Linked DNA regions of Homo sapiens: region 1 is linked to region 2. Evidence: chromatin loops called from intact Hi-C (ENCODE). Cell type or tissue: mammary epithelial cell. All regions are shown on one strand. Links, peaks and the distances in the headings refer to the core of each region. The heading gives the core; the rest is flanking DNA.

Region 1 (15,309 bases), core at 1-8,000, 430 kb after region 2:
GTGTATCCTCCATGGGAGCCCATTTTTCTTCCTGCCCTGGGCTCAGTGTCTGGTTCACAATCTGACATGTAATGACTGAATCATCAAATGAGTGCAGGAATTCAGGGACTGGGAATCAAGTCATATTAGAAAAAATGGGTTCTCCATTTGGAAGAAGATCTCTGGTAAGTTTAGAATTAGAAATATCGGCTTTATTCTTAAGATTCCTGGAGAAAGCAAGGCAATCGTCTTTTTTTCATAGCAAAAAAAAAAAAGAAAAAGAAAAAAAAAGAAAAAGACTTCACCATGTTTAGTCTTCGGCTAATCAGTATGGGGGAAAAACTTGATCTTCCACCTTTCTGTTATACTATAAAGTGGCCACATCCAGAGAGTTTCCTTGGAGGGTTTCTGCTACGAAGATGATAACAGCTTGGGTACTGGAGACCATTGTAGCTTTCAGGGTCATCTTGCCCCAGTGACCTCTTTATCAAGTGCCATTTAAGGCTTTAATTCACTATCTGCTTGTGTAGTTGTAGAAATTTAAAAAAAAAATCATTTCTTTGCCAGGAACCCTTTCCAAATTTGGGGCACTTGTAAGTCACACAGAGTTTTCCCAAATGCTGGGCACACCCCCAGTAGAGTACGCAGTGTCTAATTTTGTTTGAGCTACATCCAGTTTGGTTTGCCCCATGGAGCAACACAAAGAATACATCTTTTTTTCTGTGTAATAGCACTTCAAATATATGAATACATATACAAATATTACACTACATCCCTTTCATTTGTTTTCTTCAAACTAAATGTTTTCATACTTTTCTGCTTAAAAAATTAGAGTAGCTATGTTTGTTTTCTGTTTTCTTTCTGTAATTTTCTTGTCTCTCTGACTCTCAGAAATCACCAATCACATACGTAGGTTTGTTCCCTAGTCTATAATTATTGATAGCTACTAATTATTTTAATATTACTTATATTATTAATACTTATTAATCATGATAGTTAATTCTAATCATAGAAAATGCGTAGTACGCTTAACATTTTACTTTGTTTCTGGCATCGCTAAGTGTATTCCATTAAATATTTTGTTTAATCTTTATGCAATTATTATGAGGTAAGTACCAACATTGCCTGCATTTTAAAGACGAGGACACATAAAAATGTGGGCCCTTAATTTGCCTTAATGTTCCCCAGCCTTGAGAAGTAAAACTAGATTTGAACCCAGTTCTGTCTGTTCCTCATGCCTGTGCTCTTAACTATTGCACTATTTTATCCTCCCCTAGGGTATCTTAGAAAATGCTGATCTCTCTTCCCTGTATGCTACAGAGTGCTCAGTAGATCCTTGATACTTGCGCTCACTTGGGTTACAGCAATGTCTAATAGACTCAGAATGTTTCAAGCAACTGCCTGCCCCCTGTGTGCTGGGCACTAGTATTGCTAACACATAAGCACTGCACTTGAGAGGATGTTTAACTATAATATTCTCAGAAAGAGGCCAAAATCATGTTAATTTAAGACACTAAATTAATAATTAAATTTAAACTAAGTTAAATTCAAATTATTGAATTAATACAATTTAATAATGACCCTATGATATTTATTTTAATGGATTTAAATTTCTCCTAAAATTCACACGACACCTAAGCCAGTAAGAGTTGTTTTTGTTTTTTTTCTTCCTATGTGACACTTTAGTAATGGACCCACAGAGAAGCAAACAACTCCCCACGGTTTCAGTGTTCATCCTTTTGGCTTCTCACCATTTGGCAGAAATAGGAAATTACACCTTTTGAAAACTAAAAGCCATATAGCTACCAACACCTTTGTTAATAACTCTTTAGTTTGGAAATGAATCTCCTTATAACTCAAACAAAGCAATACATTTATTCACAGAGAGCTATTTCTCATAGCATTTGATAAAATTATTTTAATTCTAGCTAGACTTAGAATTGAAGTAAGCTTCTCATACTAGAAAACTGGATTCGGCCATAAATACTGGGCTCCCTTGTGTCATTTCCCCCACATTGGTAGCTGAGTTCCAGTAAAATCCATCCACCAGACTGGAAGAGGAAATACTACTCATTTATTGATTTAAATAAGATAGAACTGAAATAGGGTAGTTCATATTTTATTCTATGATCTCATACCCAATATAACAGAACCAAGATGAAATAAAATCACTTACCTGACAATAGTAATACAAAGATTATTTTTCCATACATCCTGAGATCATGAGCTGGTTCCTGAAGTTAGTGCAAAAAAACTACCAAAGACAACTGCAAGTGTCAGTGTCTGGCCTTAGCCTACTAGCTGTTATCTTCCAGGCCCACCTTCCTGCGGCCATCATCAGCTGATAGGCAGGGGAGGCATTTTAAATGATGCAAGTTGTTAAGCGCCTGTTAATAAAGATACATGGATATCTTGGGGCTGTGAAAGTGGTAAGTACAATTTTCACTGCAAGGAACAGGTGGCTACTTGTGATATTAACTTTGCATAAGTTAAATGGGCATGGTAAGGTGGTAGACAGGAGCCACCCAACTGGACAAAGAACTGGACTGTGAATCTCTGAGGCCAGGGCACGTGCCAGGCTGAGGTAGCTGTTGTGGAGCCATAGACCTTCTCATTTCTAATGTCAAGACCCGGTGGTCCAAATGAAAGTGACTTCCTATATGTGAAATGAACATATTTGAGAAATTTAAATCATTTGAGTGTTCTGAGGTTCTGCAAGACTCCCAAACTCATGGTGAGTCACACAGCAATGTAAGAGACATGAGATGCAACAAATCTTTCAGTGAAAATAGAGTTTGAACTGAAGAGCTAGTGCTGTGCAGCTATGAAACCAGTGAGCTGTTTCTGTCTGAAATATACCTTGCTAAGTAAGCATAAATGAATACCAAGACAATAAATGCAAACAGTCAGAAACAAAACCCAACAAACCAAAAACCTTATCATTAAAGTAGGTTAAAATGAAAGGTATGGAAATGTGAGGACATTAAAGGGAGACAGAACAAAAAATATAAATTAGATCTGAAATGGTTCAACAGAAGGTGACTGGATACTCCATCTAAATCATCTTACTTCCTGTAAGATTTTTGTGAAAGTCTTTCCTGCCTGACCCAGAAAATCAATTTGCTATGTAAGCAATTTGCCACATATATCATACTTACATATTTACCCAAAGTGTGGTTTAAAAAAATCATTTATGAAGTTAATGTTTGCAGCTTCAGGAAACTGGACCACAGAGAAAAAAAAGTATTTACTGGATAAAAGATGGAGATAAGTATCAGCAGAGCATCCCAGAGAGGGAGGAGCCTGAGATTGAGGCTCCTCTAATGGATGGAGGGAGTGGAGATGCAGACTTGGGAGAGACGGAAGAATGAATGACACAGACGGGGTAATCTGAGCAGCAAGAAAAGAATCCAGAGTGCCTCTTAAGGCCCTGCCAATTCATGTAAAACAACTGCAGCAAATTTTACTAAAAAGTTAAAATTAAACAATACATAATAATTTAACACCTTCCATAAAGTCAGTGTTTGTTATGGCTGGATATCAGGTTGAGTTGCAGGAATTGTGCTCAAGAGTCAACCAAGTAAAGGAAATGTTGTTGATATTCATATAAGCAGTAAGAATTAATTCACATGATTTTATATTGACAAAGGGAGAGCGATTAGCATGAGTCTTAAAAATGCTATTTCTGAAAATGGATAAATAACTGTCACTATTCTTACAATGGACTATTAGAGCAACTATTAAAATCATGTTTTCAAAAATAAAGATATAGAGACTCAGGATAAAATGGATACGTGGAAAACAGCAAGATCTCAAAATTGTATATACACAAATAAAATCCTATTTGATTCTTTTTTCCTCTGGGTTGTGCTGTCTTCACCTGGAATACACCTACTCCTTTTTAGGTGGCCTCCAATTCTGCTTAGGCTCTTAATTGAATAGTACTTCCTCCACAAAGCCTTCCCTGACTTCCTGTCTTTCTCAGGTGCCCCTGCTCTATACTTGTGTGGTTCCATCTTCTTCCCTTATCATAGGACTTATTACACTACATTGCAATCATTGTGTCTCCACTGGACTACAATTTTTAAGTGGACACACCCTGACTATGTCTATCTTATTTACCAATGAGTGCTTAGGGCACACTTGACAATAAATATTTCTCAAATCAATAAATGACAAATGAATATTGCAGTGCAAAGGAAAGCAACTTCTCACGGGCAGTCCTGGGTGTATAGGCTGATCATTTTTTATATATCCTACGGGTAACCTATGTCATATCCTAGCTTCAGGTTCCCTCCAGTATGGAGGTCCATTGCTAAGGCAGGAAGGGGAAAACGAAAAGGAAACTCAGCCTAAAATTCAGCTTTCATACCTCCTTCAGCCTGGACTGGTCAGAGTCTGAGAGTGCTTTCTTTTCCATGACCTCCCACTCTCCTTTCCTGCAGAATCACATCCTTAGCAATTTTCTAAACTCCTGTAGTGCTCACACATGCCTGTTTATTAACACCTGTCTCAGGTTGTTGTGAACAATCTGTTGCTTTGTATTTGTGGGTCCTGTCTCTGTTGTTCTGTTTCCAGCATCTGGCACAATGCCCTGTAGAGTACCTGGCCCTATTAAAGTAAGTCAAAACCTGGAGGGTTCTCAATGAGGAAATCAGAGGTCAGATTCAGCACCTCATACAGGGTGTGAGGAAGCAGAGCCATATAGTTCCCTCTAGTGGCGTATCTGCACAATGGAAGGAAAAAATGTGAGCCCCGTAAATGCAACAGAAAAAAATATACGTCAGATTACATTTTTCTCTTTCAGGCATTCCCTAATCTTCTTTAAATTTTTCAAAAATATTTTTACTGAAATACACATTCAGAATTATCATAAAATTCTGCCTAAGAGCTATATCATGCAAATTATTAGACAAATCCACATCTTTTAAGAATTTTGACTCTGCATAAAATAAAAGAAGTACTTTTGAGGCATTTGATCAAACATAAAAAACTTATCCAATTTTCCTGATACTACATGTCTTTAGGCTATTTTTTGAATTGCCTGAGTCATTTCTATGACGTAGTTAAGAAGGATGAAGTTCAATGTTATAATCTAGGAAAGGCAACTTGGATCGATCAACACAAACTTATACCTTGCTTGTTTCATGACAGAGAACCATTCATTTTTGTCAATTACTTACCTCTCAACTATTTCAGGCTTAGATTATTCCTGAAGATGGTTGCATGCTAGTCTGATCTGCCAGTGGAGAAGTGTGCTTTTCATGTTTTGCATGGAGGAGTGGAGAACAGGGGAGGGGCAGGAAAGTGGAGGCACAGTGGTTTATACTACTATCCTCCTTGGCACCTCATCGCCTTAGAATTTTCCAGCCTCCTTTGCCAGAGTAGTCTAAGAACTTTCCCTGACCTTTGTTTGTTTATCATTTGAAATTTTTTTTAAATAAAAAAACAACTACAAGGTAAGATAAATGTAACGCTCAAAATAACCCTGTTAGAGAGGCAGAACAGATATTAGCATTCTTATTTTAAATATGAGCAAACTATGGAATGGAAAAGAGACTATGAGTGTATTACTTGATTTGATTTGCCCTAAGTGTTTTTTAAACGTATGGATTTAGCTGCTAACATTTAAAAAGAAGGTATATTTTAATTAAAAATCAGGAATTGATTTAATTAAAAATTTGGCTCCTGTTACCGGAAGATCTGGCAAGAGTTAGCATGCAGTTCTACATTGTGACAATCCATGAGAGCTAAGGACTGGCTGTCTCTTGGGACAAATAGGCTTTCTTGAGTCTGGTAAGTGCTCCACCTGATGCTTGCTTCCATTTCTTAGATTAGGTTCTACTGTGGTAAGGCCTCAAAATCTCAGTGTCTTGCAGCAACACTGGTTCATTTCCTGCTCACATTACATTTGGTCTATGACGGTGACAAGTTCCAGGATCCAGACTGAAGGAGCCACCCCCATTTGGAATATGCTGTTCTTGTTGCAAACTGGGGGAAAAAGGCCAAATAAGGAATGGCTTTTAATGCTTCCTCTCAGACATGGTATGTGTTATTTTTTTTTCTCATATTCTATTAGCCAAAGTAAATCAGTGGCCAAGCTGACCTCAACGGGACAAGTAAATATAATTCTTCCAAATGGAAGTCCTCCAAGTCATAGGTCAATGGTGAGGATATATAAAACACTTACAGGAAGGGCCCTAATAATTGGGAGCGAAAACACAATCCATCACATTCATTTATACTCTTTCTAAGCTTTTGGCATTTGGGTTTGGAAATCTAATTTATTTAGGAGTCTCCTTCAACACCTTCTAGTGATGAGATTTCTTTAACCCAGTTTTCAGTTTCCTTTCTTTAAGATTATAATGAGATGTGATGTGCGTTGAAGAAACCCCAGAAGTGAGAAACTCTCATTACTACAATGGTGATGTAGACAGTGAAAAACTGTTCCCAGTTGCCTCTAAGTCCATTGTGCTATACTGCTGGAATCAGGAATCATACATGATCTTTCTGCTGAGAATTGATAGGTCCAGCTTGTTCTACATCCAAATAATAATTCAACAAATGATTTGTGAGCACCTACCGGGCACTGTGCCAAGTGTGGAAGACACAACCTTCAGTAACTCAAGTTTCCCTTCAGGAACTGACAGCTTAATTGGGAAACAAATAAAGTAAGAAGGCAATTGCATTATGGAGTGTCAAGTGGATGATAGTAGTAAGCAAAGGGTGTTATAAGAGTACATAAGAGGGGTACCTAACTCAGACTTGGGGTTCTGGAAAGGTTTTCCAGAGCAAGCAAGACCTAAAGGATGAGTAGACAAGTCACGGGAGAAGTAAGAACATTTTAAGCAGAGAAAACAGCATGAGCAATGGTCTGATACCAAGAAAGAGAGAGATAGTGCAAGAATACACAATGTAGTAGTTTTCAAAACTGTTTGAAATTTTAATCTCACATTGGTTCTTTTCAATGTCTAGTATATCAATTCATTCTGCCGTTTACCTTTGTAAAGATGAATTTAGCCCTGGTTCTCTATATGAATACTAGAGGAAGTATACTGATAAAAGAAAAGGAACAAATATGTAGTCATTTCTAAGATTTATTTTTATTAAAATGTAACACTCACAAACTAAGTGTATAACTCATATGTATATATACACACATACACACACACACACACATACATGAGTATATGTGTGAAACTGTCACTCAAATCAAGACATAGAACATTTCAGATGTATTCCAGAGATCATGGTGGATGGGAGGCAGGACTGGATTGCAGCTCCCACTTGAACAGACAAAGCAGCGTGTGGAGGCTTGTATCATGAACTTTGACTGCAGGAATAAATCAGGAAAGCTGAGAGAACCCACAGACCCTCTGAAGGAAGTGGATTGTTCCTGCAGGTCTCAGGAGACACCCCAAATGCTGTGGGAGCCCAAACTGCAAACTGTGGAAGTGGGAAAGGGGAATAGTCAGCTCCTGAACACACATCCTCACTGGGGAACCTAAAGGTCTAGATCACAGGAGAAGATTTTGACCTTACTTGGAGCTGAGTCAATTTAGAGAGCCAAGTGACATACACTGCTAGAGAAAGCAGCGCGAAAAGCCCTGTGGGCTCACTGGGTTCCCTAGCCATCCATTTCTGCCTTGCCTCACAGGGGTCCTTGAGGAGGGCTACCAGAGGCACTGGGAAATGGTCACAAAGAGAAGGAAACTTCCAGCTGAACTTTGTAACAATTTGAACAGATTGAGAAATCTCCTGGCCAGAACCTGGGGGAGGGCATGAATCCAGTGTGCAGACTCCACAGGTGGGGAAGTACCAAAGCCCTACTTGCTTTTGCAGCTGGGAGGCAGGTAGCCTGGGGCAGAATCTCAGCCCTGCTCACCCACTGCCTTGAAACAGACTCGGTGCTGTTGTAGGGGCTATGGTGGGAGTGAGACCAGCCCTTCGGGTTATGTGGGAGCTGGGTGAGGCCTATGACTTCAACTTCCCTGACAACCTGCATGGGATAAAAATCAGGGATAAAAATCACTACAGCTCTGTCCTCAGGAAGCCACATCCCTAGGAAAAGTGGGAGAGTACTATATCAAGGGAACACCCTGTGGGACAAAAGAATCTGAACAACAGCCTTGAGCCCTAGACTTTCCCTCTGACAGAGCCTACCCAAAGGAGAAGGAACCAGAAAGCCCACTGTGGTAATATGACAAAACAAGGTTTTTTAACACCCCCCCAAAATCTCACTAGCTCACCAGCAATGGATCCAAATGAAGAAGGAATCCCTGATTTACCTGGAAAAGAATTCAGAAGATTAGTTATTAAGCTAATCAAGGAGGTACCAGAAAAGGCAAAGCCCAATTTAAGGAAGTGAAAAAAAAATGATAGAAGAAATGAGGGGAGAAATTTTCAATTAAATAGATAGGATAAATAACAAACAATCAAAACTTCAGGAAAAAATGGATGCACTTATAGAAATGCAAAATGCTCTGGAAAGTCTCAGCAATAGATTCCAACAAGTAAAAGAAAGAACTTCAGAGCTCGAAGACGAGGTTTTCAAATTAACCCAAACCAACAAAGACAAAGAAAAAAGAATAAGAAAATACAAGCAAAGCCTGCAAGAAATCTGGGATTATGTTAAACAACCAAACTAAGAATTATCAGCCTTCTTGAGGAAGAAGAGAAATCTAAGTTTGGAAAACATATTTTGGGGAATAATCAAGGAAAACTTCCCAGCCTTGCTGGAGACCTAGACATCCAAATACAAGTTCAAAGAACACCTGGGAAATACATTGCAAAAAATCATTGCCTAGGCACGTTGTCATCAGGTTATCTAAAGTTAAGATGAGGGAAAGAATCTTAAGAGCTTTGAGGTAAAAGGACGAGTTAACCTATAAAGGAAAACCTATCAGATTAACAGCAGATTTCTCAGCAGAAACTCTATAGACTAGAAGGGATTTCGGCCCTGTCTTCAGCCTCTTTAAACAAAATAATTATCAGGCAAGAATTTGTATCCACCGAAACTAAGCTTCATAAATGGAGGAAAGATACAGTCTTTTTCAGACAAACAAATGCTGAGAGAATTTGGCACTACGAAGCCAGCACTACAGGAACTGCTAAAAGGAGCTATAAATGTTGAAAGAAATTCTGGAACAACATTAAAACAGAGCCTCTTTAAAGAGTAAATATTACAGGACCTATACAACAACAACAACAAACAAACAACAACAACTAAAAAACAAGGTATACAGGCAAGAAATAGCACAATGAATGGAATGGTACCTCATATCTCGATACTAACATTGAATATAAATGGCCTAAATGCTCCACTTAAAAGATACAGAATTAAAGAATGGATAAGAATTCATAAAGCAACTATCTGCTCCCTCCATGAGACTCAACTGACACATAAGGACTCACATAAACTTAAGGTAAAGGGGTAGAAAAAGACATTCCATGCAAATGCAACCAGAAGCAAGCAGGAGTAGCTTTTCTTTTTTTTTTTTAATTTTATTATTATTATACTTTAAGTTTGAGGGTACATGTGCACAACGTGCAGGTTTGTTACATATGTATACATGTGCCATGTTGGTGTGCTGCACCCATTTACTCATCATTTAGCATTAGGCATATCTCCTAATGCTATCCCTCCCCACTCCCCCCACACCACAACAGTCCCTGGTGTGCGATGTTCCCCTTCCTGTGTCCATGTGTTCTCATTGTTCAATTCCTGCCTATGAGTGAGAACATGTGGTGTTTGGTTTTTTGTCCTTGCGGTAGTTTGCTGAGAATGATGGTTTCCAGTTTTATCCATGTCCCTACAAACGACATGAACTCATCATTTTTTATGGCTGCATAGTATTCCATGGTGTATATATGCCACATTTTCTTAATCCAGTCTATCATTGTTGGACATTTAGGTTGGTTCCAAGTCTTTGCTATTGTGAATAGTGCTGCTATAAACATACGTGTGCATATGTCTTTATAGCAGCATGATTTATAATCCTTTGGGTATATGCCCAGTAATGAGATGGCTGGGTCAAATGGTATTTCTAGTTCTAGATCCCTGAGGAATCGCCACGCTGACTTCCACAATGGTTGAACTAGTTTACAGTCCCACCAACAGTGAAAAAGTGTTCCTATTTCTCCACATCCTCTCCAGCACCTGTTGTTTCCTGACTTTTTAATGATCGCCATTCTAATTGGTGTGAGATGATATCTCATTGTGGTTTTGATTTGCATTTCTCTGATGGTCAGTGATGATGAGCATTTTTTCATGTGTTTTTTGGCTGCATAAATGTCTTCTTTTGAGAAGTGTCTGTTCATATCCTTTGCCCGCTTTTTGATGGGGTTGTTTGTTTTTTTCTTGTAAATTTGTTTGAGTTCATTGTAGATTCTGGATATTAGCCATTTGTCAGATGAGTAGGTTGCAAAAATGTTCTCCCATTCTGTAGGTTGCCTGTTCACTCTGATGGTAGTGTCTTTTGCTGTGCCAAAGTTCTTTAGTATAATTAGATCCCATTTGTCCATTTTGGCTTTTGTTGCCATTGCTTTTGGTGTTTTAGACATGAAGTCCTTGCCCATGCCTATGTCCTGAATGCTATTGCCTAGGTTTTCTTCTAGGCTTTTTATGGTTTCAGGTCTAACATTTAAGTCTTTAATCCATCTTGAATTAATTTTTGTATAAGGTGTAAGGAAGGGATCCAGTTTCAGCTTTCTACATATGGCTAGCCAATTTTCCCAGCACCATTTATTAAATAGGGAATCCTTTCCCCGTGTGTTTAAAAGAATGTGATGCCTCCTCCCCACCCACTTGCTCCCTCTTGCTATGTGATACACCAGCTCTCCCTTTGCCTTCTACCATGATTGGGAAGCTTTGTGAGGCTTTCAACAGAAGCAGATGTCAGCACCATGTTCCCTGTACAGCCTGTAGAAACATAAGTCAAACTAAACCTCTTTTCTTTATAAATTTCCCAGCCTCAGGTATTCCTTTGTAGTAATGCAAAATGGACTAACATACTGGGGGAGTCACATTATCTTCTTCCAAAAGCTGTTTCAAGACCTCTCCTCAATCACCTCTTTTATCAGAGCCCTGGTCCAGGGTGTGCACTGCCCACCACTTTGCCCTACATGGAATTCATGGACAGAGCCTCTTCTCATTCCTTCCCAGGGACAGCTAACACAAGACTATCATATATGAAATAATTTTACTAAGGGTTTAGAGACAATAGAGAGGAATTCCAGCAGAGAGGAGAAAACAACACTGTGTCTGAAGCCTGCAAGCCATCTTCATAGGGAATCCCCTCTCGGTCAGCTGTCTTCTTGGTCCTGGCCTGTCACTGTATTGCTATGATTCATTCCTCAGAATTGAATTCCTTCTCCTTTTTTTCTTTACTTCCTCAGGATTCCATACTCCTGGCTTTTCCTGTATTCTTCCTCAGTTGTTGAGGAAAAGCAGAATATTCCTTAGTTTTTCTTTTTAATCCCAAATTTCTGATTCAGAAAGGTACTCTCCTACTTTATTAAGCAGGGTAATACATCTCTTTATTGACTATGTTTTATAACAAAAGTCTTTTTTAATGAAAAATCAGTTGTCTCTGTACTCCTGATAAATTCTACAGCCCCATCAAATAGTTTTTAAAATATAATATTTTTTCACCTACTCAGATAATTGCCTCTCAGTGTAACAAATACTATGGTGGAGGTAAGTGCAAAGTGAAAGCTGTTAGAGCTGGAATATAGGATCCGAGACCAGGCTGTAAACAGCTGGAGATGAGCCCCCAGCAAAGATTTTCTGCATAATGTAATATGAATTATGAAGGATAAGTAAGAGTCAACAAATAAAAAGAGAAGGGAATAGTGGAAGGAGTAAATATGGTGACTAAATGTGGAATGTGCTGGCTTTGAAAGACTGTGGAATATTCAAGTGGAGTAAATGTCCAAATATCTATGATAATTGAAATCACTGGAAAGAGTAAGTTTAGCAAAAGTGAGAGGAAATAGGGCTAAAATGTACACTGGAGAACTGAACAAAGCATAGGAAGAAGAGTGGCCATAACAGGTCCAGAGAAGGAGTGGTGTTGGAGAAAGGAGAAATACCAGAGAAGGGAGGTGTTCCTAAAGTCACAGAAGGACAAGGAAAGAGGATTTTAAGAATGGAAAAACAGTCTTCAATACTGCAGAGGGATCAAGTAAGAATGATTAAGATCATCCACAGGGTTTAACACCGGCAATGTCATCCAGGCTCTTACATGATGAAGTTCTCCTAAGATGGGTCAGAGCTTGGCAGCCAGGTGCTCAAACTGAGATTTTTCTTCTCTTGAGACTCAGATTTCTGCTTACAATGTTGTACACTCAGACATTCATTCTGAAGTTCCAAACCTGGTCATGGAAGAGCAATACATTTCTCTTTGAAGTTTCTTTCTTGAGCAATAGGACATTTATAGCACTGACTCCTGTTGCCTTTGTTATCTCACAACAATACGAGTGTCTCTCCACCTAGTAACTCCTTCCTACTAGTCTAGTCCTCAGTTGTTTTCCCCTTTACCTTTATTAGGAACTTAAGGGGAATAGGCAAGTCATAAATGAAATGAGTGTCCATTCCAGATCTATTAAAAATATAAGTCAAGTCACAATAGTTATTTGCTCAGAATCCTCTAATAGTTCCCCACTGTACTAAGAAAATCAGCCAAGGGCCTTACAGGGTCAGTCCTTCCTACCTCTTTGACCTCGTCTCCTTCAACTCTCCCCTTTAGTAATTCTGTCTTTTGGGCTGCTACTTCCACAAGTCAGACCTCAGGACCTTTTCGCTTTGATGTATCCTTCTGGAATACTCCTTTGCTATATAATTTCTTGGCTCATGTCTCTTTTAAGATCTTTACTCAAATGTCACCCTTTAAAGATAGCTCCCTTGACTAACCTAAATTGCAACCAGTCCATAACAATCTTTTTCTTACTTCCCAGCTTTAATTTTTTCTGTAGTACTCATGACCATTTAACATACTATATACTCTTTATCTCACTAGATGTAAGCTCCAGGAGAGAAGGATTTTTGATTATGTTTTTATTTCTGTATCTTCAGAATCTATAATAATTCCTGGCAGAAAATAGACTCTAAATAAATATTTGTTGAATAAATGAACGAATGAATAATAAGCTGGTCACTCCTCTCCACCTGCTCGGTCATCCCTGCAGGTATCCCCACCTGCTAATAACTCCTCTCCACCTAACTAGGGGCTTCTGTGGCCCTGGGGACCTACAGTCATCCTAAGACCATCTGACTAGTAGGGGATGGGAGAGTGGTAGTGGGGCATGAAAGGTGGGATGTAGGAGAGAACACAGAGGAAGATTTCAAAGTGGGAAGAGTTGGGGAGAGCTCAGTCAGGTTCTATTGGCTGCAAAATTGGAGATTAAAGCAAGTAAACAAATATTTATTCATAGGTGTAAGGATTTGTTTCAAGAAGGGCAATTTGAAGGGTACCGAGGGCTCCGGTCCAGTAGAGTTGATACTGCAACTTTTCCCTCAGTTCCTTTGGCTCTGCTTTTACCCTTCACTTATCCTATCTTTCTTTCAAATTTCAAACTTTTCTTTAAAAAATGCTACTGCCCTGTGTTGCCACTTTCTGCTGTCAGCTTGGTTGTTGAAGTAGAACATGCAGACAAACCACAGGAAGCTTATCTTTTGTGCAAGTCAGTAGCTGAGATGAGTTTCTTTTTTTTATTATTATACTTTACATTCTGGGATACATGAGCAGAACATGCAGGTTTGTTACCTAGGTATACACATGCTATGGTGGTTTGCTGCACCCATCATCCCATCATCTGCATTAGATATTTCTCCTAATGCTATCCCTCCCCTAGCTCCCCACCCTCGACAGGCCCGGGGTGTATGATGTTCCCCTCCATGTGTCCACGTGTTCTCATTGTTCAACTCCCACTTATGAGTGAGAACATGCGGTGTTTGATTTTCAGTTCCTGTGTTAGTTTGCTAAGAATGATGGTTTCCAGATTCATTTATGTCCCTGCAAAGGAGATGAACTGAGATGAGTTCATCTATCTATACTTTACATATGAGAGATCAGCAGGACATGCTTCCTTTTTGGGATTGAATGCAGTGGTTTGAGTAAGAGTTTTTTGAATTTTGTTATAAGGACAACTGTTTCTAAAACAACATTTTGACCCAATTGAGCTGTGTTTTTTAAATCCGTTCAGTGGAGTCTCTCTCTCTCTCTCTTTTTTCTCTGAAAGCAGATATTGACTTTAGACACAGACTCAGTCTTCCCAATACACACCAAAAAGTTGATCTGGCTGTTAAAACAACACTGACAATTCTTCAGGCAGATATTTCAAGGCTAAGTGTTTTTCCCAAGGCTGAGTATTTGATTTAAAACAACAAAACAAGCTGGCAGTTACAGGCTGGACTTGAAACATTCTCAATCAGTGATGAAGTGCATCGCGCGCCCTTGGGTTTTCTTCCCAAGGCATCTAAGAAGCAGCCAGATTTCCAGCTTGTGTGAACCAAATGGCAGCCTAAGGAAGTGACAGCACTTACCCTCTTTTGCATCAGCAGTGGTCAGTGAGTAAAATGAAGTGAGCCCCAAACTTCCTCTTAATGAGAAAAAGTGTTACTTTATCAACCAAGTTGCTCTACCAGGATACACTTAATTTCCTATATTTCCTTTAATAAAGGTGAAAAAAAACAAAGTCGATATATTGCTAGATACATGAGCTTTGCTTTAAATTAAAACCCACTTCCTTCCCAGAACCATCAGAGATGAAATCTGAGTTTATGCTCCCCCAACAAATTGGAGGACACATTTATTTCAGAATTCAACAGAAGATAGGGAAAGACTAATAGGAAGAAAAAAAAACAAGAAAGAATATTATAAATAATTTTACAGCAGAACAGGAGATTTATGTCTTTTTCCATTGTACACAAGGTTGTTTCATAATCTCTTGTGAGAGATTAAAAACTACTGAGCATACTAAGACACTTCTCTGTATTTATAACCCATTCTGAAATTGTGATTTATAACCTTGGGCCCTAATTAGTTAAGTGATATTGATAGCAGATGTGATACTTATGGAAAAATGTAACCTTGGGTGAAAGGCTCTCTCTCTCTCTCTCTCTGTGTCGGGGGTGTGTGTGTGTGTGTGCGTGCGTGCACGTGTATGTTGACCAAATAATTATAATATTTTACTACCTAGACTCTTATTCAATTATGCAAGGTGTCATGCTTTCACATACATGGCTTACTGAAGGCAAGCCTCACAATAAGCCTATGGGGACGAGGGTGTTATTATTTCTCTTTTGAAGAGAAGAGAGCTGAGTTCTGA
Region 2 (16,600 bases), core at 2,927-10,926:
CCTGCCACTGTTATCCTCACTGGGTAGGGCCTCTTGATCTGGGAACCCAGCACAGCCATCTTGTCCCCATCTGAACCCTTTAGTCATTGGCGGCTCTGCATTTCTCTGGGGAGGAAATCCCAGAGACAATGCAAAACCTCTCTGCCATTGCAGCTGCAGTGGTACTGCCCTTACTGCCCTCAGACTGGGGAAGGAACAAAGGGCTGGTCAAGTCACTGACACCTCCGGCATGGCACAAACACCATACGAAGAGGAGCTCAGTTTCTGTTTCCTGGGAGCCTCTACTGTTCACCAGGCAGGGCCCCCAGCTCAGGACTGCAAAGCAGTTGCCCTGCCCCTGGCTGAGCATTCCCACTGGTAGTGGCTCTGTGTCTTCCTGGGCTGGAGCTCCCAGAGGCAACTGACAGCCCCTCTGCCACTGCCACTGCAGTGGTTCTGCCAGTGCTGCCCTCAGACTGGGGAAGGAACAAAGAGTCTGAGGGCTTTACTCACACCTCTACCGTGCCAGTTGCCATATGGACAGGAGCCAAGTCTCTCTTCCCTGTGAGACCCCAACCCCCTGCTCTTCACCAGACAGGGCTCCTGGCTCAAGACCACAGCACAGCTGCACCACCTCCTGGCTGAACATTTCCATTGGCAGTGGCTCTGCATTTCTCTGGGGTGGAGCTCCCAGAGGCAACTGAAAGTTCCTTTGTTACTGCCACTGTAGTGGTACTGCCCTTGCTGCCCCCAGAGAAGAAAAGGAACAAAGATTCTGAGTGCTTTACTCACACCTCCAGCTCTTAGCTGCCCTAAGGAGAAGAGGCCAGTCTGTCCTCCCTGTGAGCTTCCTGCACTCCCTGCCCATCACCAGGCAGGCCCTCCCCAGTGCCCCAAGCTTGGGCTCACAATGCAGCCACTCTGATTTGTAGTGGCTCTGTGTTTCTCTGGGGTGGAGCTCCAAGAGACAAGTCAAAAGCCCTTTGCCATTACCACTGCTAAGGTCTCTGTCCTCGTCACCCCCAAGCTGGAGAGGGAGTGTAAAGCCTGAGCTTGCCTCAAGGCTGCGGTGTATAGCTTAGGAGTGCAAAGCCAAGATCTGCAGCCAGCACTCAGGTAAGAGAGGAACCCACACTGTTAGAGTGCTGAGAGGGAACATGGCTGCAAATGCACAGAGGAGCCATGTGGCTGAGTAAGAGCCTGCCTACCAGCCGTTACACTTACACGCCATCTACTAGATCACAGCCCAAACTTCAAAACCAAAAATACTTTGCATATAACACCCTGTGAAACCAAGGACAAGAATTCAGCTACATATGAAGACCCTGAACAAAGCCTTGGCCCTCTGAAAACGTCCAGAAACAAAGTCAATTGACTATATTAAAATTACACCACAGTTAAAGGAATATCAGCCCATACAGATGAGAAAGAACTAGCGTAAGAACTCTGGCAATTCAAAAAGCTATAGTGTCTTCCTTCCTCCAAATGACTGCACTAGTTCCCCAGCAATGGTTCTTAACCAGGCTGAAATGACTGAAATAACAGACATAGAATTCAGAATATGGATAGGAATAAAGATCATCGAGAATCAGGTGAAAGTCAAAACCAATCCAAGGAATCTAGGGATAATAATAAAATGATATAATAACTGAAAGATGAAATGAAGAAAGAACCAACAGATCTGATAGAGCTGAAAACACTACAAGAATTTCATAATACGATTGAAAATATTTATTATTTTTAAATTAATTAATTTACTTTTTTTTTTTTGAGATGGGTTTGAACTCTGTCACCCAGGCTGGAATGTATGGCTCATCACAGCCTCAACCTCCTGGGCTCAGGTGCTCTTCCCACCTCAGTCTTACAACTAGCTTGGACTACAGGTGCACACCACCATGCCGGGCTAATTTTTTTGTATTTTTTGAAGAGATGGGGTTTTGCCATGTTGCCCACATTGGACTCAAGCAATCCACCTGCCTAGGCCTCCAAAAGTGCTAGGATTACAGATGAGAGCCACTGTGCCGGGCCAATTGCAAGTATTAACAACAGAATTGGCCAAGCTGAGGAAAGAATCTCATAGCAAAAAGGTTCTCTGAATGAACAGAATCAAAAATAAAGAGAAAAGAATAAAAAAGAATGTGCAAAACTTCTTAGAAATACGGGATTCTGTAAAGAGACCAAATCTACGACTCATTGGCATCCCTGAAAGACAGGGAGAGAAACCAAACAACTTGGAAAATATATTTGAAGATACTGTCCATGCATATTTCCCCAACTTCACTAGAGAGGCCAAAATTCAAATTCAGGAAATGCAGAGAACCCTTTAAGATACTGTATAAGACAACTATCCCTAAGACACATAGTCATCAGACTCTCCAAGGTTGACATGAAAGAAAAAAATATTAAAGGCAGCTAAAGAGAAGAGAAAGGCAGCAAAGAGAACCTCATCAGGCTAACAGCATATCTTTCAGCAGAAACTCTACAGGCCAGAAGAGATTAGGGGCCTTTATTAAGCATTATTAAAAAAAAAAAAGAATCTCAACCAAGAATTTTATATCCAGCCAAACTAAGCTTCATCAAAAAAGGAGAAATAAGATCTTCATCAGACAAGCAAATGTTAAGGGCATTCATTACCACCAGACCTGCCTTACAAGAGGTTTTTAAAGGAGCACTAAATATGGAAATGAAAGACCATTATGGCCACCACAAAAACACACTTAAGTACATAGACCATTGACACTATAAAGCAACTACACAATTGAGTCTGCATAATAAACCGCTAACAACAAGATGACAGCATTAAATCCTCACATATCAAATATTAACCTTGAATGAAAACAGGCTAAATGACCCAATTAAAAGGCCACAGAGTTGCAAGTTAGATAAAGAAGAAAGATCCAACCACATGCTGTCTTCAAAAGACCCATCTCACATGCAATGACAGTCATAGGTTCAAAGTAAAGGGATGGAGAAAAATCTACCAAACAGGCTGGGCGCGGTGGCTCACGCCTGTAATCCCAGCACTTTGGGAGGCCGAGGCGGGTGGATCATGAGGTCAGGAGATCGAGACCATCCTGGCTAACAAGGTGAAACCCTGTCTCTACTAAAAATACAAAAAATTAGCCGGGCGCGGTGGCGGGCGCCTGTGGTCCCAGCTACTCGGGAGGCTGAGGCAGGAGAATGGCGTGAACCCGGGAAGCGGAGCTTGCAGTAAGCCGAGATTGCGCCACTGCGGTCCGCAGTCCGGCCTGGGCGACAGAGCGAGACTCCGTCTCAAAAAAAAAAAAAAAAAAAAAATCTACCAAACAAATGGAAAACAAAAAAAGCAGGGGTTGCTATTCTAATTTCAGACAAAACAGACTTTAAGCCAGCAATGATAAAAAAGACAAAGACAGGCATTATATAATCGTAAAGGGTTTAATTCAACAAGAAGACTTAACTATCCTGAATATTTATGTGCCCAACAGAGGAGTATCCTCATTCATAAAACAAGTCCTTAAAGACCTATGAAGAGACTTAGATAACCATACAATAATAATGGGAGACTTCAACACCCTATTGACAGTATTAGACAGACCATCAAGGCAGAAAAGTAATGAAGATATTTGGGACCCAAATTTGACACTTAACCAAATGGACCTAATAGACATTTATAACACTCTCCACCCAAAACCAACAGAATATACATTCTTCTCTTCTGCACATACACGTACTCTAAAATCGACTACACCGTTGGCCATAAAAATTATTAGCAAATTCAAAAAATTCAGAAGTATACCATCCACACTCTCAGATTATATAACAATAAAAATAGAAACCAATACCATGAAGATCACTCAAAACCATACAATTACATGGAAATTAAACAGCCTGCTCCTGAATGACTTCTGGGTAAACAATGTAATTAAGGCAGAAACCAAGAAATTTTTTTGAAACTAATGAGAACAAAGATACAACATACCAGAACTTCTGGGACACAGCTAAAGCAGTATTAAGAGGAAAGTTTATAGTGCTAAATGCTCACATCAAAAAGTTAGAAAGATATAAAATTAACAACCTAACACCACACCAAAAGGTCACAACTGCAAATGAGAAAATGTGGGCATCAATGTACATGGAAATGTCCTTTTCTTTTCCTATTGGGTCCTGTTCTTTTTCTGATAAAGCACCTGACAGGTACTCTAGAGGAAATGATATCTAGAATTGTGCCATGCTGTCAGCTAGGCCTTGATCATCCATGTCAGGAAATGCAAAGGTGAGCAGGGCATGAAGACATGCTGTTTGAAGCTAAGGCAAATGCCTGAGTCTGAAGTGAAAACCTCCTACACTTCAAAGGTCTAATATGTGACGAGATTCTTCCACGAGTTGGGACTTGCTTGGCCATTATGGGGGTAATTTCATCTGAAATATTGTTTATGAGCAGCTTTAGGTATCTATAAATATTCTGAACTTTGGAAAAATTAATGTGAGCCCATGACAAGCCAGTGGGTAATAAATGAATCATAAAGGCTGCTGTTTGAATAATGTACTTATTTTGTAACCAGCAGAAGTCATTATGTATACAAACCATCTACGTGCTGAAGCCAGAGAAACTTTCATTCAGAGTCCATCAACAAAGACTAAGCATGCTTACACTTAACAGACTAGACTCCACCATAAACATGTATCATGATAATGATATATTCTTTAAGTGGCCCTCTCACCTTCTGCTGACTCCTGCTCTGACTTTCTGGAGCGCACGGCGATGGATGATGGTTGGGAAAGATCAGTGCCTCTTCTCCAAACACAAACCTCCACGTAGCGAGCACTTTCATTGACGTGATATTCAGCATCCCCAAAGTGCAGGACAGGTTCTAAAGAGGCAAAAAAAGATACACTAAGAATGCTTCAGCCTGCCTGGTATACTGTCTCCTTTGGCCCTGTGTGAGCCTGGGCATTTGTCATAATTGTCAGACATGACAGATCCCATAGGTCTTGTTTTTTTATATAGCTCAGGGAGAACAAAAACAAAAACACACAAAAAGCCACATCAGAGTCACATACCATGACTTTGACTCCAGGAAATGCCATGAGATGAAGTCAGTTGAGATGCTATTCATTTTTTTGTTTTAAGAACTTTCCATTACATAGAAGAGATTTTCCTATTAGGGAAAATTGGCCAATCAGCTGTAACTCAGGCAAGTCCACTATTGTTTGGGAAAAGATGGTGGAGAAGTTAGAGAGGCTTTTTTTGGCAGGGAGAAAATTGCTCTTCCTGTGGAGGGACAGTTGAGCCAGAATTCTGAGTTTGATCACTATGGCTATGCCTTTTCTTAGGGCATTTGCTGATTACAGGGACAGATGGAAATCCTGGGGCAGTGAATGAGGGGGAGGAGAGATCCTGTTAGCTGAGATGCCAGAAGCGCTTCCCCAGGAGACCAAGAAGTGACTCCATAGAAAAAGAAGGCTGAAGGAGAACAACCAGCACAGACACCAGGCTTCAGCGGTGGGTAGAAGGGAATTGTACATCTTCTAAAAGGAGAAAGAGGTTGACAATGCGAATGTTGCTTTGGCCAAGCAAATACACTTATCCATACCCCGTTCGCTCTTGTTCTAAAAGGTAGCTATGAACTTAGGTGATTATTTAAAGCATATACAAGGCTTAGCTGTAACAATACCTACTATATGTACTGTCATGAAAAAGATTTTGAGATGAATACTTTTGTTGGCTGTGACATCTGGAGGCAAAAAATGTAAATATTAGGAAGCAGATTCACCATGGAGGAACAACCCCTTGAGGTTGTTGAACGGAAAATTAGTTATGGAGATGACACCTTTGCAAATATATTGCAATGCACCAGGAGTGTATCTGAATTTAAATTCAAATTTTTGGAGGCTAGGAATCAGATTTAGTAAATATTATTTGTTTCAAGATGTATTTTAGTAGATCTTTTAACTGCTGAGGGAGTAGTAGTAGTAAAACTGCAAGACCTCTCCTGTCCTGGTTATGCCAAACAGCTCCCAATACACTGAACACAGCATGCATTTGTGAGCCTCCATCTTTGTTGATGATGTTCTCTGAGCTGGAATGTGCCAATATGGCAAATGCCTACTCATTTTTTTAAGACTTTATTGATAAAGAGTTGCCTTCTCTGGGAAGCCATATTTATTTCCTCAATAAATAATCATTCTTCACTCTGTGCTTCCCTAACATTTCAAATAGTTCTATAACTGTAGTGATGGAATACACTTGCAATTTGCTCACCTCAGGCATACAGCAGGCAGGTGGCCTGCACTCAGAAAAGGGTGGTAGGGTCATTCTTTCTTTTCTTTTTAATGAACATGTAGTAATTGTATGTATTTATGGGGTACATAGTGGTGTTTTGATATATTTATGGCACAGTGATCAGGTCAGGGTAATGCACATATCCCATTCTTTCTTCTCTTACCAAGAACTTTCTCCTCATTATTGCTAATGGGTGTTTCTGATGCCTCCACGGTTGGGACAGGAAAGAAGGAGGATAGGCAGGAGTAGCAGGAAAGTTCTTTCTTGAACACTTTCATGGATGTCAGTACTCTTTGGTTTTGGAAGATGGAAGAAAAGCTGATCCTGTTTATCATGGGCACTTCTGCAGGTTCTTTGGGATCTCTCACTCCCACAGTTGGGTATCTCTTATCTGCAGTTCTCTTGATGAGGATGAAACAGATATATTCTGGCTGATCACTTAATCATTCCTCAACCTATTTAGCATTTGGAAGTACCTCTGTTCAGCCCTCTAGATGGCACCTTTGGACAAGTTCATTCTGGCTCACTCTTGTATGCATGGCTCACATGTGGTCCATGGCAACCTTCCTGCATCCTCTGCCTTGATAAACTCCAGGAATACCACTTAACCCCAATGCAGTCCCTCTCTTTTGTTCATCCACCAAAGCAGCCAACCAGTTTATCTCCCACATTCAGATTTTCCAGGCAGAGCCAGATCCCAGTTCATTGTGTTCTCCACATTGCAGGTGGCACACATCATACTGCCCAAATGGTCTCCTTCGAGCCCCCTCTCTTGATTTAGCACCTCTTTAAAATGCAAAAATGTTAAATTTACCATTCTAACATGCTATCCTGTGTTTTTTTTATTATTATTATACTTTAAGTTTTAGGGTACATGTGCACAATGTACAGGTTTGTTACATATGTATACATGTGCCATGTTGGTACGCTGTACCCATTAACTCATCATTTAGCATTAGGTATATCTCCTAATGCTATCCCTCCCCCATCCCCCCACCCCACAACAGGCCCCAGTGTGTGATGTTCTCCTTCCTGTGTCCATGTGTTCTCATTGTTCAATTCCCACCTATGAGTGAGAACATGCAGTGTTTGGTTTTTTCTCCTCGCGATAGTTTGCTGAGAATGATGGTTTCCAGCTTCATCGATGTCCCTACAATGGACATGAACTCATCATTTTTTATGGCTGCATAGTACTCCATGGTGTATATGTGCCACATTTTCTTAATCCAGTCTATCATTGTTGGACATTTGGGTTGGTTCCAAGTCTTTGCTATTGTGAATAGTGCCACAATAAACATACGTGTGCATGTGTCTTTATAGCAGCATGATTTATATTCCTTTGGGTATATACCCAGTAATGGGATGGCTGGGTCAAATGGTATTTCTAGTTCTAGATCCCTGAGGAATCGCCACACTGACTTCCACAATGGTTGAACTAGTTTACAGTCCCACCAACAGGGTAAAAGTGTTCCTATTTCTCCACATCCTCTCCAGCACCTGTCGTTTCCTGACTTTTTAATGATCACCATTCTAACTGGTGTGAGATGGTATCTCATTGTGGTTTTGATTTGCATTTCTCTGATGGCCAGTGATGATGAGCATTTTTTCATGTGTTTTTTGGCTGCATAAATGTCTTCTTTTGAGAAGTGTCTGTTCATGTCCTTGGCCCACTTGTGGATGGGGTTGTTTTTTTCTTGTAAATTTGTTTGAGTTCACTGTAGATTCTGGATATTAGCCCTTTGTCAGATGAGTAGGTTGCAAAAATTTTCGCCCATTCTGTAGGTTGCCTGTTCACTCTGATGGTGGTTTCTTTTGCTGTGCAGAAGTTCTTTAGTTTAATTAGATCCCATTTGTCAATTTTGGCTTTTGTTGCCATTGCTTTTGGTGTTTTAGACATGAAGTCCTTGCCCATGCCTATGTCCTGAATGGTATTGCCTAGGTTTTTTTCTAGGGTTTTTATGGTTTCAGGTCTAACATGTAAGTCTTTAATCCATCTTGAATTAATTTTTGTATAAGGTGTAAGGAAGGGATCCAGTTTCAGCTTTCTACATGTGGCTAGCCAGTTTTCCCAGCACCATTTATTAAATAGGGAATCCTTTCCCCATTGCTTGTTTTTCTCAGGTTTGGCAAAGATCAGATAGTTGTAGATATGTGGCATTATTTCTGAGGGCTCTCTTCTGTTCCATTGGTCTATATCTCTGTTTTGGTACCACTACCATGCTGTTTTGGTTACTGTAGCCTTGTATTATAGTTTGAAGTCAGGTAGCGTGATGCCTGCAGCTTTGTTCTTTTGGCTTAGGATTGACTTGGCGATGTGGGCTCTTTTTTGGTTCCATATGAACTTTAAAGTAGTTTTTTCGAATTCTGTGAAGAAAGTCATTGGTGTCTTGATGGGGATGGCATTGAATCTGTAAATTACCTTGGGCAGTATGGCCATTTTCACAATATTGATTCTTCCTACCCATGAGCATGGAATGTTCTTCCATTTCTTTGTATCCTCTTTTATTTCCTTGAGCAGTGGTTTGTAGTTCTCCTTGAAGAGGTCCTTCACCTCCCTTGTAAGTTGGATTCCTAGGTATTTTATTGTCTTTGAAGCAATTGTGAACGGGAGTTCACTCATGATTTGGCTCTCTGTCTGTTATTGGTGTATAAGAATGCTTGTGATTTTTGCACATTGATTTTGTATCCTGAGACTTTGCTGAAGTTGCTTATCAGCTTAAGGAGATTTTGGGCTGAGACGATGGGGTTTTCTAGATATACAATCATGTCATCTGCAAACAGGGACAATTTGACTTCCTCTTTTCCTAATTGAATACCCTTTATTTCCTTCTCCTGCCTGACTGCCCTGGCCAGAACTTCCAACACTATGTTGAATAGGAGTGATGAGAGAGGGCATCCCTGTCTTGTGCCAGTTTTCAAAGGGAATGTTTCCAGTTTTTGCCCATTCAGTATGATATTGGCTGTGGGTTTGTCATAGATAGCTCTTATTATTTTGTGATACGTCCCATCAATACCTAATTTATTGAGAGTTTTTAGCATGAAGCATTGTTGAATTTTGTCAAAGGCCTTTTCTGCATCTATTGAGATAATCACGTGTTTTTTGTCTTTGGTTCTGTTTATATGCTGGATTACGTTTATTGATTTTTGTATGTTGAACCAGCCTTGCATCCCAGGGATGAAGCCTACTTGATCATGGTGGATAAGCTTTTTGATGTGTTGCTGGATTCAATTTGCCAGTATTTTATTGAGGATTTTTGCATCAATGTTCATCAAGGATATTGGTCTAAAATTCTCTTTTTTTGCTGTGTCTCTGCCAGGCTTTGGTATCAGGATGATGCTGGCCTCATAAAATGAGTTAGGGAGGATTCCCTCTTTTTCTATTGATTGGAATAGTTTCAGAAGAAATGGTACCAGCTCCTCCTTGTACCTCTGGTAGAATTCGGCTGTGAATCCATCTGGTCCTGGTCTTTTTTTGGTTGGTAAGCTATTAATTATTGCCTCAATTTCAGATTCTGTTATTGGTCTATTCAGAGATTCAACTTCTTCCTGGTTTAGTCTTGGGAGAGTGTATATGTCGAGGAATTTATCCATTTCTTCTAGATTTTCTAGTTTATTTGCATAGAGGTGTTTATAGTATTCTCTGATGGTAGCTTTTATTTCTGTGGGATCAGTGGTGATATCCCCTTTGTCATTTTTTATTGCGTCTATTTGATTCTTCTCTCTTTTCTTCTTTATTGGTCTTGCTAGCAGTCTATCAGTTTTGTTGATCTTTTCAAAAAACCAGCTCCTGGATTCATTGATTTTTTTGAAGGGTTTTTTGTGTCTCTATCTCCTTCAGTTCTGCTCTTATCTTAGTTATTTCTTGCCTTCTGCTAGCTTTTGAATGTGTTTGCTCTTGCTTCTCTAGTTCTTTTAATTGTGATGTTAGGGTGTGAATTTTAGATCTTTCCTGCTTTCTCTTGTGGGCATTTAGTGCTATAAATTTCCCTCTACACACTGCTTTGAATGTGTCCCAGAGATTCTGCTATGTTGTGTCTTTGTTCTCATTGGTTTCAAAGAACATCTTCATTTCTGCCTTCATTTCGTTATGTACCCAGTAGTCATTCAGGAGCAGGTTGTTCAGTTTCCATGTAGTTGAGCGGTTTTGAGTGAGTTTCTTAATCCTGAGTAGTAGTTTGATTGCACTGTGGTCTGAGAGACAGTTTGTTATAATTTCTGTTCTTTTACATTTTCTGAGGAGAGCTTTACTTCCAACTATGTGGTCAGTTTTGGAATAGGTGTGGTGTGGTGCTGAAAAGAATGTATATTCTGTTGATTTGGGGTGGAGAGTTCTGTAGATGTCTATGAGGTCCACTTGGTGCAGAGCTGAGTTCAATTCCTGGATATCTTTGTTAACTTTCTGTCTCACTGATCTGTCTAATGTTGACAGTCGGGTGTTAAAGTCTCCCATTATTATTGTGTGGGAGTCTAAGTCTCTTTGTAGGTCACTAAGGACTTGCTTTATGAATCTGGATGCTCCTGTACTGGGTACATATATATTTAGGATAGTTAGTTGTTCTTGTTGAATTGATCCCTTTACCATTATGTAATGGCCTTCTTTGTCTCTTTTGATCTTTGTTGGTTTAACATCTGTTTTATCAGAGACTAGGATTGCAACCCCTGCCTTTTTTTGTTTTCCATTTGCTTGGTAGATCTTCCTCCATCCCTTTATTTTGAGCCTATGTGTGTCTCTGCACGTGAGATGGGTTTCCTGAATACAGCACACTGGTGGGTCTTGACGCTTTATCTAATTTGCCAGTCTGTGTCTTTTAATTGGAGCATTTAGCCCATTTACATTTAAGGTTAGTATTGTTATGTGTGAATTTGATCCTGTCATTATGATGTTGGCTGGTTATTCTGCCCATTAGTTGATGCAGTTTCTTCCTAGCCTTGATGGTCTTTACAATTTGGCATGTTTTTGCAGTGGCTGGTACTGGTTGTTCCTTTCCATGTTTAGTGCTTCCGTCAGGAGCTCTTTTAGGACAGGCCTCGTGGTGACAAAATCTCTCAGCATTTGCTTGTCTGTGAAGTATTTTATTTCTCCTTTGCTTGTGAAGCTTAGTTTGGCTGGATATGAAATTCTGGGTTGAAAATTCTTTTCTTTAAGATTGTTGAATATTGGCCCCCTCTCTCTTCTGGCTTGTAGAGTTTCTGCTGAGAGATCAGCAGTTAGTCTGATGGGCTTCCCTTTGTGGGTAACCCGACCTTTCTCTCTGGCTGCCCTTAACATTTTTTCCTTCATTTCAACTTTGGTGAATCTGACAATTATGTATCTTGGAGTTGCTCTTCTCAAGGAGTATTTGTGGCATTCTCTGTATTTCCTGAATTTGAATGTTGGCCTGCCTTGCTAGATTGGGGAAGTTCTCCTGGATAATATCCTGCAGAGTGTTTTCCAACTTGGTTCCATTCTCCCCGTCACTTTCAGGTACACCAGTCAGACGTAGATTTGGTCTTTTCACATAGTCCCATATTTCTTGGAGGCTTTGCTCGTTTCTTTTTATTCTTTTTTCTCTAAACTTCTCTTTATGCTTCATTTCATTCATTTCATCTTCCATCGCTGTTACCCTTTCTTCCAGTTGATCGCATCGGTTACTGAGGCTTGTGCATTCATCACATTCTCGTGCTGTGGTTTTCAGCTCCATCAGGTCCTTTAAGGACTTCTCTGCATTGGTTATTCTAGTTATCCATTTATCTAATTTTTTTCAAAGTTTTTAACTTCTTTGCCATTGGTTCGAACTTCCTCCTTTAGCTTGGAGTAGTTTGATCTATTGAAGCCTTCCTCTCTCAACTCGTCAAAGTCATTCTCTGTCCAGCTTTGTTCCGTTGCTGGTGAGGAGCTGCGTTCCTTTGGAGGAGGAGAGGTGCTCTGATTTTTAGAGTTTCTGGTTTTTCTGCTCTGTTTTTTCCCCATCTTTGTGGTTTTATCTACCTTTGGTCTTTGATGATGGTGACGTACAGATGGGTTTTTGGTGTGGATGTCCTTTCTGTTTGTTAGTTTTCCTTCTAACAGTCAGGACCCTCAGCTGCAGGTCTGTTGGAGTTTACTGGAGGTCCACTCCAGACCCTGTTTGCCTGGGTATCAGCAGCGGTGGCTGAAGAACAGCGGATATTGGTGAACTGCAAATGCTGCTGCCTGATCGTTCCTCTGGAAGTTTTGTCTCAGAGGAGTACCCGGCTGTGTGAGGTGTCAGTCCACCCCTACTGGGAGGTGCCTCCCAGTTAGGCTACTCGGGGGTCAGGGACCCACTTGAGGAGGCAGTCTGCCCGTTCTCAGATCTCAAGCTGCATGCTGGGAGAACCACTACTCTCTTCAAAGCTGTCAGATAGGGACATTTAAGTCTGCAGAGGTTATTGCTGTCTTTTGTTTGTCTGTGCCCTGCCTCCAGAGGTGGAGTCTACAGAGGCAGGCAGGCCTCCTTGAGCTGTGGTGGGCTCTACCCAGTTTGAGCTTTCCAGCCGCTTTGGCTCAAGCCTCGGCAATGGCGGGTGCCCCTCCTCCAGCCTCGCTGCCACCTTGCAGTTTGATGTCAGACTGCTGTGCTAGCAATGAGCGAGGCTCTGTGGGCGTAGGACCCTCTGAGCCATGTGCAGGATATAATCTCCTGGTGTGCCGTTTGAGAAGCCCGTTGGAAAAGTGCAGTAGTAGGGTGGGAGTGACACGAGTTTCCAGGTGCCGTCTGTCACCCCTTTCTTTGACTAGGAAAGGGAATTCCCTGATCTCTTGTGCTTCCCGGGTGAGGCGATGCCTGGTCCTGCTCCATCTCACACACGGTGCACTGCACCCACTGCCCTGCACCCACTGTCCGACACTCCCCAGTAAGATGAACCTGGTACCTCAGTTGGAAATGCAGAAATCACCCGTCTTCTGTGTCGCTCACGCTGGGAGCTGTAGACTGGAGCTGTTCCTATTTGGCCATCTTGGCTCCACCCTCTGTCCTGTGTTTTTATCAGAGTCTTATGAACTGTTCTCAAGGTCAGGCACCATATTCTATATGCCCTTGTATTTTTAGTGATGCAGTGGCTGGCATATTGACAAAGTCTCAAGAATTTGTCAAATGGACATTTTTAACTCTCTTCTGATGTATTTTGAACTTATTACAAAGTTTGTTGAAAAAAACTTTGAACAAAGTTACCTACATTTTTAGCAGAGGAATTATATTGTGTGGCATTGGGGAAGGGCAAGAAGTGAGAAAGGTAAAAAACATTTGGATCAGTTGTACTGTTGTTTAGAGAAAAAAATGTCAGAACTCAAGCCTCTGAATACACTAAGATATAAGACATGAGAGGAGGGTAGTGTCACTTGGAAAAAATGTCATGAAATTCTTTCTAGATGCTCTAGGTATTGAGCATCAGGAGATCTGTCAGAACAGAGAAAACAGCTCCTCCATGTAGCACAGAAGAGTTTCCAAGTACTCTTTACCTTAGCTCTGTCTGAGAAACTGAGATGCTAGCAGTGATTCTAAAGGATGGGCAATTAGAAGAATATGATGCTTTGGCCACATCACATTTATGTTAAATGGATTCCACAGCCATAGATGTGTTTTAATCTCCTTTAAGAGAGAATGTTCTTTAAATGAAAATAGGAAAAATAAATATGACAAGGTCAGAAATTAAGCTCTCAAAGAGATAAAATTATCATTTAAAATGAGTTCAGTGTTCATATTCGGAGACGCTTAATGCCAGGTTTTGCAGGTGAGGTAACAGAAACACTGTTGGTAAACTGAGAAACCATACAGAACAGAATGGATGCCAAAAAATGGAAGATAGGAAAATATTTTTCCAGTTGTCTCAGGATAGAAAACAGATTCTAGAAACAGACGGGTAGGCTTAATCTTTAGAACAATTCTAGAGCTGCTTATTTAAACAGGTTTTGAATTCTGAGAAAAGAAAGACAATGCCCATTGGTCAGTATTGGTTCTGTAATATCAGATTTGGCAAAGCCAATTCAATGTTTTTTTAAAAAATATTTTTTACTTCAGTTCAACGAACATCTATTGAGCATCCCCTATGTGCTGTAAGCATGGTGCTAGTTACTGGGAATGTAAACAGATATACAGTCTTGTTTTTGAGATATTTTTGGTATGACAGGGCCTCCACACCAGTTCCTTCTTTTGCTGTAGCACTTAGGATTTCATTCAGCTATGCTATAGCAAAAGAAGGGAGCCGGGCACCGTGGCTCTTGCCTGTAATCCCAGCACTTTGGGAGGCCAAGGTGGGCGGATCACGAGGTCTGCAGATCAAGACCATCCTGGCTAACACGGTGAAACCCCGTCTCTACTAAAAATACAAAAAAATTAGCCAGGTGTGGTGGCAGGCTCCTGTAGTCCCAGTTACTTGGGAGGCTGAGGCAGAAGAATGGCGTGAACCTGGGAGGCAGAGCTTGCAGTGAGCTGAGATCACGCCACTGCACTCCAGTCTGGGCGACAGAGCGAGACGCCATCTCAGAAAAAAAAAAAAAAAGAAGGAACTGCCTTTGAGGCTCAGAAGGAGTCCTGGAGAAAATAAGGTGCTATGTCTTTAAAAATGAGTGAGAATTGACCAATGAGAGAGGTGGGAAAAATGTTCCAGGTAGAGTGGCTAGTAGGAACAAAGACACATAAGCATGAAAAAAGCCTACCGTTTAGGAAGGGATGCAAGAACTTGTTTATTGGTAGTGTGTAAGGTGAGAACAGAGGAATGTTTGGAATGAATTTAGAGAGGAACATAATCATTTTAGGTAGATGGGACTTGATATTTTAGATTTTATAGAATGTGGAAACCAATTTTAGGCAGTGAAAAGGTGTTTGGTTTTTGTTTTCTGCACATCTGTCCAGTGTCAGTGTGGGCCATGAATTTAGGAGGAATTAGTGCAACCCATTAGAAAGGTATTGCAATTATTCATGTGAGACATGATGATGATTGATGATACTACTAGTAGGCAGTAGTATTAGTGATGGAGTGGAAGAGGTGAATGTAAGAAATGCCCTGAACAGCACCCACTGACTAATGTAGCACTTCTGGGATGCCCTGCAAGTTTCTAGTGTTTGTGGGTGGGAGTGGGAGGCACTAATTCAGTTGGGAATAAAGCAGGTGGAACAGCATTGACTGAGGGTAAGAGAAAGAAAGATGATGAGTTTGGTTATAGGTAAGTTGAATTTGAATGGCCTGTGGTGCATTTAAGTAGATATTTTGGAAAAACCCTTTCATGCATGAATCTAGAGTTCAAAATCAAGCCTCACAGTGGTTCATGCCTGTAATTCCAGCACTTTGGGAGGCCGAGGAGAGGGGATCACTTGAGACCAGGAGTTCGAGACCAGCCTGGAAAACATAGCGAGATCCCATCTCTATAAAAAAATAAAGAAATAATTAGCTGGGTGTGGTGCATATGCCTGTAGTCCCAACTTTGTGGGAGGCTGAGGTGGGAGGATCACTTGAGCCCAGGAGATTGTGGCTGCAGTGAGCCATGATTGTACCATTGCACAGCAGTCTGAGGAAAAGAGTGAGACTTTGTCTCAAAAAATAAAAAATCAAGCTAGGGCTGGAGATAAGATTTGGAAGTCTTAAGCATACAGATTGGGGTTAATCCTATATTAGATGGTATGATCGTCTACTATGGATGAATAAAAAGAGGATCATAGCGGGGAGCATCAACCCTTGGGGAGAAAGACCGAGTGACAGGAGCCCCAAAAAGAGACCAAAAACAAACAGACAGAAAAATAAGCAAACAAGCAAAAACAAACAAGCAAAAAATCGTTGGCGAGAGGGAGAGAGAGGAGTTTGAAACAGGAAAATCAAGAGAGTAAAGAATCTTGAGAAGAATGAGTGGTGACAATGTCAAACGCAGCGAGCACATCCAGAAAGATACATGTAAGCCAACAGTGGACGTCAACGGCAAAAACCCAAAACACATCGTATGAAACTTTAAGCTGAATAAGGTAAATTAACTATAGTGCCCAAATGAAAGGAGATAGAAAATCTACTCAGGAAGACCTGCTTAGATAAACACAGTTTTTATGCCAGTATCTTACTATTTTGACTACTGTTGCTTTGTAAATATTTTGAAATCAGGAAATGTGATGCTTCCAGCTCTGCTCTTCTTTCTCAGAACTGTTTTGGCTTTTAAAACCAATAAATACATTCAGTACAGTTGCAAAATACAAATCAACATACAAAAATCACTAGCATTTCTTTATACTAATAACAAACTATCTGAAAAGAAAATTAGGAAAACAACCCCATTTACATTCAAATACTATCAGAATAAAACACTTAGGCATAAACTTAACTAAGGCAGGGAAAGACTTGTACACTGCACTGAAAACTACAAAACATTGATAA

Evidence for each region. Hi-C counts contacts between places; a loop is a spot of excess contacts. Peaks named below come from ENCODE experiments on the same cell type or tissue, not always from the same donor. Only the 100,000 strongest peaks of a DNase experiment are listed, where the experiment ranks them.
Region 1: it touches region 2 in a loop (18-fold over the local background); 2 of 110 quality-filtered maps call a loop at or near these places.

Annotation. Positions count from the first base shown.
Region 1 is chr4:144,017,096-144,032,404 of GRCh38, forward strand. GYPB (glycophorin B (MNS blood group)) reads right to left here and starts at 2,285. Exons shown (of 5, transcript NM_002100.6): 1 at 2,156-2,285. The coding sequence starts at 2,192. In mammary epithelial cell, for the core only: a CTCF peak has its summit at 4,699 (motif pointing left); no DNase peak of the experiment used is centred there.
Region 2 is chr4:143,581,162-143,597,761 of GRCh38, forward strand. FREM3 (FRAS1 related extracellular matrix 3) reads right to left here. Exons shown (of 8, transcript NM_001168235.2): 7 at 4,683-4,832. Among named protein-coding and RNA genes, the nearest start is that of SMARCA5-AS1, 75 kb to the left of the region's middle. In mammary epithelial cell, for the core only: a CTCF peak has its summit at 6,754 (motif pointing right); no DNase peak of the experiment used is centred there.